2 separate regions of the Mus musculus genome follow, and region 1 is linked to region 2. Evidence: chromatin contacts called from ENCODE POLR2A ChIA-PET data. All regions are on one chromosome and are shown on one strand. The core of a region is the stretch at or near the end of the contact, and the rest is flanking DNA. Distances in the headings are between cores, read along the strand shown. Region 1 holds the start of Gpi1 (glucose-6-phosphate isomerase 1). Region 2 holds the start of Lsm14a (LSM14A mRNA processing body assembly factor).

Region 1 (3,872 bases), core at 1,343-3,842, 160 kb after region 2:
CTATCTGTATTAATTGAACTTGGTCCAGAAAGCACATGAGAGCCTGCTCAAATGAGTCTCCAGTGCTTGGATTAGGGGTATGCACTACCACTGCCCTGCTTTTTTAGGTTTGCCAGCCCCTCTTAATGTATTTTGTAAATTTTTCAGTCTGTAGACACTGCTGGGCCAGTCTGAGGACTCTTGGGACAGGGACAATAAGACTGGCATTCCTGCTAGTTGAGGTTCAAGGTGGGAGTGAATTTGTGTGTGTGTGTGTGTCTGTCTGTCTGCAATTTACATGGAGGCCAGAGGAAAACCTTGAACATTGTTCCTAGGAATACGGCCCCGTTTTATATTTAGTTAGACCTGTTTGAAGGGAGTGTGCCCCAGAGTGCCTGTGCTCAAAGAACAGTTTGTGGCAGTTCATTTTTTCCTTCTATATGTGGATTTCAGGGATTAGGTTTAGGTTTTCAGCCTTGGCCCCAAATACCTTTGACCCATGGGCTATTTTGTCAGCCCCACTTCTCCCTCCCCCCACCTTTTTTTTTTTTTTTTTTGAATAAGGCCTCTCTATACAGTCCTGGCTGTCCTGAAACTCATTCTCATTCTTGCAGACCAGGTTGTCCCTGAACTCAGAGAGATCTGCCTGCCTCTGCCTCCAGAGTGCTTGGATTAGTGGTGTGCGCTACAGCTGCCTTGCTTTTTTTTTTAAGGTTCGCCAGCCCCTCTTTTAAAAACATACTTTATAAAAATTTCAGCTTCTTTTTTGAGTCAGGGTCTGTTGGTGAGATCTGGAGCTCACCCCTGAGGCCAGGCTGGCCATTGAACCCTAGGACCCTCCCGTTTCTGCCTCTCTAGCACTGAGATTGCAAAAGGCCACCATGTGCAGGTTTTTCCATGGGCTCTGGAGAGTAAACGTGTCCGTATCCTCGCATGCTTCTGAGGCAAATGCTTTACAAAATTCTCAGTTCCTGTGTTTTGGGTTTTTTTTAGACGTGATGGCTTCAGATTCCTATGTTGCTGACCCTGGCCTTGAACTCTCGATCTTCCTGCCTTTCCTCCCTTCATGCTGGGATTATAGTGCCACCCCAGTGCCTGCCACCCCAGTGCTAGATGTCCAGCACTGTTTGGGAAGCTTAGCAAGTATCAAGACTTACACATATTTCCCGCAGTCCCCCGCAAACACTTCACCTCACCTACTCGTCCTCATTTGAAGTCTCCCTTGTCCCTCGGACTTGTGGATAAGAATCCAGTTTTTCTAGGAAGTTGGATCCTAAAGTGCATATCTTGCCCTTTCTCTCTAGGCGATTATGGATCCCTCACTCATTCCATCCTCTATGTCCGTCTCCTCCTGCTTGACTGAAGCTCCCTCCCTCAGGACCTGCTTTAGCTCACTGAGCTAACTGATCCATTAGGCAGTGTGTCAGATAAAGTCCCTGCTCCATGTGGACTTGTTCAGTGGCTCCTCATCTCTAAACAGAAATCAAAATTCTCACAATGATTTGTAAGCCACTGGGTGAATTCCCTTCTCTAATGTCACCTCTATGACTTCTTCCCCTAATCTGCTCCACTCCAGCCACATGTGTCTTCTGTTTGTGGGACATCTATGGGTGCTGTTTGTGGGACATCTATGGGTGCTCTTGTCTCAGACTTTGCAGTGTCTTTTCCCTTTGACTGAACACTTTCCTTCCAGGTAGCCAACTGGCTCATTTCTTCCCCTTCATGCTTTTACTCAAATATAATAAAGAGTGAATTTTTTTTTCTTAACCATTTAGTTAAAGGAAATGCTTATTTCCAACCTGCCTTTAAATATATATACATATAATTTCATTTTTATTGTGTGGTGGATATTTTATTAATTATGTGTGGGAGTGGACATACAATTTTTATTATGTGTGTGGGGTGGGTATATAATTTTAGCATTAATTATGTGTGGGGTGGGTATGAGCATAAGGATGCAAGTGCCATTGGTATTCCCATTGGTTGCAGCGGGAGTTACAGGCAGTTATGAGTACTGGGAACCCAATTCAGGTCCTCTGCAAGGGAACTATGTGTTCTTAACCACAGTTTCATCTCTGGGGCTTCATCCAGTTTGCCTCTTCTCAGGAGCACTTGCCAGCTCTGAAATCCCATAAATTCTATTTACTTATTTGGCTTACGTACCCACAACACTTGCTTTAGTACCTCTAACCAGGAAGGCATTCCATAAAGTTCTGCTAAATTGGGCTCAGCCGGTAAGAGCACTCAACTACTCTTCCGAAGGTCCTGAGTTCAAATCCCAGCAAACACATCCGTAAGGAGATCCGACTCCTTCTTCTGGAGTGTCTGAAGACAGCTAGAGTGTACTTACATATAGTAAATAAATTCTTTAAAAAAAAAAAGTTCTGCTGAATTGAATACATGAATGAATGAAAGAAGCAAGCGGATCTGGCACGAGAAACTCCGCCTCTGCCCTTCAAGTCACTTCCGAACAGAAGCCAGCCAAGGTTCATCGCAAGTGGCCACACTTGTGTTACAGAGAGGCCAGCAGAGGCCCCCAGATCTACAGCTGCCGGCAAGGTCGCCTAGCGGACGCGGAGGACAGAGGTGGGGCGGGGCCGGAGGCGGGGCGGGGTCGGACGCCTGCGCCATAAAGCCCGCTGCGCGCACTGGTACCGACTTGCCGCGCGCCGCCGCTCCTCTTTCCTTCCTCTTCCGAGCACGTCCTGCTCCGTGTACCTCTCGGGTCCCTCGCCATGGCTGCGCTCACCCGGAACCCGCAGTTCCAGAAGCTCCTGGAGTGGCACCGCGCGAACTCTGCCAACCTCAAGCTGCGCGAACTTTTTGAGGCGGATCCGGAGCGCTTCAACAACTTCAGGTGCACGCACGGGGTCGGGGCTCCCGTGACCCCCCCCCCCCCAGCAGCCCTGCAGGGCCCAGGCCGGGGCCGCACTTTGTCCTTGATGCCTCCTTGGAGTGGGTTTTGGGACCCGCGTGCTAGCCAGAGGGCCGAGGCTGCTTAGTCATTAGGAGGAATCGGCTCCTCCTTGGGGATCCCTTCGCCCCCGCCTCTCAGTCTCAGCCATTTGAGTAGGGATTTCTAACCACCCATGAGGAGGAGCAGCCGCTGCTGGCTCGACAGGCACGAGAGAGCTGTCCCCTCCCACCTGCTCCTAGTGGGCTTTGGTCAGACAGGGTGGGTAAGGCTGAGATTTCCTGGGAGCCACGGTGTAAAAATAGAGCGGCGGAGGCAGGATGCAGAGGCCAGAGAGACTTGTGAGCGACTGCGAAATAGAAGGGAGGGTGGAAGAAATCGTACATGTGATGCATCTTCGTGCCTTGTCACTGATGCCAGGAGGCGAGGGACCTGGGATGACCACCTGTGGTTCCTCACTGGACGTCCCTGATACCTCTCCCTGGGTGTTTCCTTGTAAGTTTGAGATGTGGAGCTTGAAGGGGGAAGTTCTGCCCAGGATCTGTCTACATCTTCTTTCTGTGGCGTGGCTTCCTACACTACTTAACACTGCTACAGGTCAGCCTTTGTGGCCAGGCACTGCCGCTGGGGTGTGACCAGCAGCGTCTCCATCTTTCTGCAGCTTGAACCTCAACACCAACCATGGGCATATTCTGGTGGACTACTCCAAGAACCTTGTGAACAAGGAGGTGATGCAGATGCTGGTGGAGCTGGTAATGTTCTGACTGGGGAGTTGTGATCTCTGGGTTGGGTTGTGGGTGGGGGCTGCGCTTTGTTTTGGGTTCTAGGTCCCGGTGTGGAGTTGGTATCCCAGGGATCTCCAGGCCCCCTGCTGATTGAGCAGACTCTTTGAAGATGCTGGAAAAGGAATCTGTCTATGAAGAACATCTGTCAGCCTCAAGGGGGGGGGGGAGTGGGGGGGGAGGGGGGCTGGACTTGT
Region 2 (3,533 bases), core at 61-2,560:
CGAGCAGCTGTCCTGGGCCGGTTGCTACACTTGGCCCCAAGGATGATGCAAACAGTGTCTAAAACCAGAAACCCTTCCTCAAAATATTTGCATTCTAGCCAAGAAGGGAGACAAACACTTATGACTAAATAGACAAATGCGATGGGGGGTAGGGAGGGAGCAAGGCAAGAAGAGGGGTGTAAAGCGAGATCTACTGTAGTTTTGTAAATACATCACCTCTTAGGGCAGCTTTGAGCAGAGTATAATGAACTGTGGAAGCTGTGAGAAGAAGGGATGCTTGGAACAGTATGGAGCTGTGTAACAACAAATTAAATCATCCATGCCCTCATAAGCCAAACTAGGAAGTCTGGTTTTCACCTTGTGTAAAATGTAACCTGTGGAGCGCACTGAGTAGACGGATGTTATCTTGAGTTGAACAAAAGTCCAAAATCTCTTGCTACTTGAACATGATTCCCCCTGACTGCTGTGTTAAGAAAAACCTAGTAGGGGTAAGAGAAATAGAATTCTTCGGGAGCTACTGCCAACAACTCTGGCCAGGGTAACTGAGGCGTTATATAGAGCTGTACGGATGGAGACGGTCCAGCCTGAACAGACAAGATTTATAGTTAGGACAGGTGTGGAGGTGTAAGACAATCCAGGACTGGGGTCTTAGCTACTAAGCAAACGTTCCCGGTTCATAGTTACCTCCGAGAACAAGCTAGAGGGACGAGTTTGGAGTAAAACCGAAGAGTTACATCTCTGGATGCAAAGTTTTAAGATGCCAATTTGGTATCCGATCGGAGAGATGATCGTTATTAAGAAAGTGGAGCTGACATTAAGTGATCAAAGCGGCAGAGAAACACTTGGACTGGTGTTTCTTGCATAGTTAGTGACCGGGAACATCTTGAAAGCTAGGACACGGATCAAGCCGCATAAAAAGGGTTGGACTCAGTTTGGGGGACAGAGTCCCAGAGCCTCCCGGAGCGGCAGCCCTTGGAGTGTGAGACTCCTCAGGCGAAGATGGCTGCTCTGGCGTTTACAGTGAGAGTTCCGTGGCCCGCGGAGAGCGGCTCCGGAGCTGGGAGGCGACCGCTTACAAAGACTCTGGGCTCGTACCAAAGTGCAGCCCGCCTAGAAATGGCAGAGGCCGCAGTCAGCATCACCAGGCGGGATGGGCCCTCGTCTAGTCTTCCCGCGACATCTAGGTGCCGTGAAAACCTTCCACGTCGGGAGCGCAAGCCAAGCGCTCTGGGCCGCCGCGGAAAGAGCCCGGGACCGTCCGTGAGCTCGGCGAGTCTCGCGAGAAAGCACGCCGCCTCGCCCTCCCGGCATGCCCTGCGCCGCCGCCGCTGCTGCCGCCGCCGCCGCCGCCGCGCCGCGGTTTGAGGGCGGGAGGCTGGGGGAGGGTAAGCGGAGCCGGCGCGGCCGCCATGTTGGTTCTGAGGCGGCTGCTGTGAGGCGCCGACGGAGGGAGCGAGCGAGCGGGCGGGCGGGCGGAGCGGCGGGCGCAGCGCGGGATCTGACTGAGTGCGAGCGGCGGGCGACGGCGGCGGCGCCATGAGCGGGGGCACCCCTTACATCGGCAGCAAGATCAGCCTCATCTCCAAGGCGGAGATCCGCTACGAGGGCATCCTCTACACCATCGACACCGAGAACTCCACGGTAGCCCTCGCCAAAGGTACGGCGGGGCGGGCCTCGGGGTTTTGGGGGGCGCGGGTAGAGCGCCCCGCCGCCCTCGCGCTCTTCTCCCTCTGCGGTCCTCACGGGCCTCGCTCCCTCCCGGCCCCCAAGCGACAAGGGCCGGGCTGCGGCCTCCCCGGGCTCCCCGGGCTGCTTCCTTTCCCCCGAAGCTCCGCGCCTTCCATCCGGGGAACGAGTGCGCGGCGCCCGGGGCGGGGCGATGCTAAAGTCCCGGGAACCAGCCGGAGAACACACCCAGGTTCGCGGCTTCCAAGACCGAAATTCGGTCGTTCCTTCTTCGGAAGCGCCGAACAAAGCCGGAGGAGTCGAAGAATCTTGACGCCTACCTCGAGATGAATGCGGATGTGTTGATTCCTCGGGCACCCATTTTCTCAGCGTTCTTCGTCTGGGTCGGTGGCGACGGTTGTCGAGTGAACTCCTAAGGAGTGTGCTCCAAACTTTGGGTTTGCGCCGCAGACTTGTGATCTCGAAAGGCCGTTTCGTACCGTCCAGTCGATCGCATCCCGTTTGTCTCCTCTGTGATTGTTACCTGTTATGCCGGAATTCTTATGCAACCGAAGGGTGCGCGTTAAAATGCTTGCTTGCTGTCCCCATGGGCCAATTTTCTGGAACCCTGGTAGAAAGGAAAGTTTAAGTTTTGATGATCCGGGACTCTTGTACACACTTCAGAGCGAGTACTATCGGGGCGCTGACCGACTCCGCTGTACTTGGGGAGAGGAAGTTGTGTGGAAGGGGATCCCCCCCTACTTACCCCAACCCCATAGTCTGTACAGTCGATACAGTCAATTTGTGGGTTTTGTTTCCGTTCACGCGTGCTAGTGACAGGAAGGCACAAAGAAAATAAACTTGAGTTTCTGATCCTAGGGGAAGTCTTATAACAGTTTCTGATACCAGGGAGGTCTATTTTCCTACCACACCTAGTAGAATTGTTAAGAACTAAGTATGCTAGGAAAAAAGGTCCTAGGGATAGCAAGATTCTAAATCTAAAAGCATTTTTTATAGATGCTTCTTTTAACAGTTTCAGTTTCTTGAATTATACCTAATAGGGGGTAGGGGTGTGGCTTGATTGACAGCTCTTCTCTAGCAAGTGGGAGATCTGGGTTCCCTCCCCAGAACCACAAAAACAAAGCTTAAAAAAGGGACACTATAAAAGAGTAGGGTGATGTTTTCCACAGTTGCATTGTGATACTTACATAACTTTTGGCAATTTACTTAAAAAAAAAAATCCTTGAATCAAACACTGAAAAGTCAAGGAGTCTGCTTTTTAAAGAGCAGTATGAGGCTTGGTGCTGTGACACTCCCCTGTAGTCCCCGATATGCAAAATCAGGGCTGCTAAAGCAATACAGCTAGGTCATCTCAGTCGATGCTTAAATGCATAAAACCCGGTTGGCTCCCCAGTGAGAAAAACCGAGTGTGGGTGGTGCATGCCTGTGATTCCACCAGGGAGGTCGAAGCAGGAGGTCAGGCATTCAAGATCTGCCTGGTACACATGAAACCCTCTCAAAGAAGGCCAAAACTGAGACTCCAGGAACTACCCCATAACTTTCTCTTTGCCTTATGGAGTTTTGTAACACATTGCCTCTTAAAGAACCTGCTTTCATCTTTGTAGATGTTCACTATACTTAAGGATGTATGATTCTCCTTAGTAATTACTGAAGCCTTGACTAATAGTGTGAAGCTGGGCTTGGTGGTACGGGCCTTGGTGCCGGCGTTCAGGAGATTAGTGCCAGGTGGATCTGAGTTCCAAGCAACCCTCATCAATTTAGAGAGTTCCAAAACTTCCGAGTGAGACACTGCCTCAAAAACAAATGAGAGTTGACTGTGATGTCCTTAAACAGCTTGATGGTGTTAG

The links. ChIA-PET counts read pairs that join two places held with the same protein, here RNA polymerase II (POLR2A).
Region 1: POLR2A ChIA-PET joins it to region 2 with 40 read pairs in Patski. The contact joins the promoter of Gpi1 here to the promoter of Lsm14a in region 2. POLR2A ChIA-PET finds 5 or more read pairs at or near these places in 4 of 5 experiments (Patski and embryonic stem cell).

What each region holds. Positions count from the first base shown.
Region 1 is chr7:34,229,056-34,232,927 of GRCm38, reverse strand. Gpi1 (glucose-6-phosphate isomerase 1) reads left to right here and starts at 2,592. Exons shown (of 18, transcript NM_008155.4): 1 at 2,592-2,836; 2 at 3,555-3,645. The coding sequence starts at 2,715. It overlaps Gm12762 (a long non-coding RNA gene), which reads left to right. Exons shown (of 2, transcript XR_881947.3): 2 at 148-1,746.
Region 2 is chr7:34,387,482-34,391,014 of GRCm38, reverse strand. Lsm14a (LSM14A mRNA processing body assembly factor) reads left to right here and starts at 1,310. Exons shown (of 11, transcript NM_025948.3): 1 at 1,310-1,657. The coding sequence starts at 1,537. It overlaps Gm12764 (predicted gene 12764), which reads right to left and starts at 2,402. Exons shown (of 2, transcript NR_169160.1): 1 at 2,007-2,402.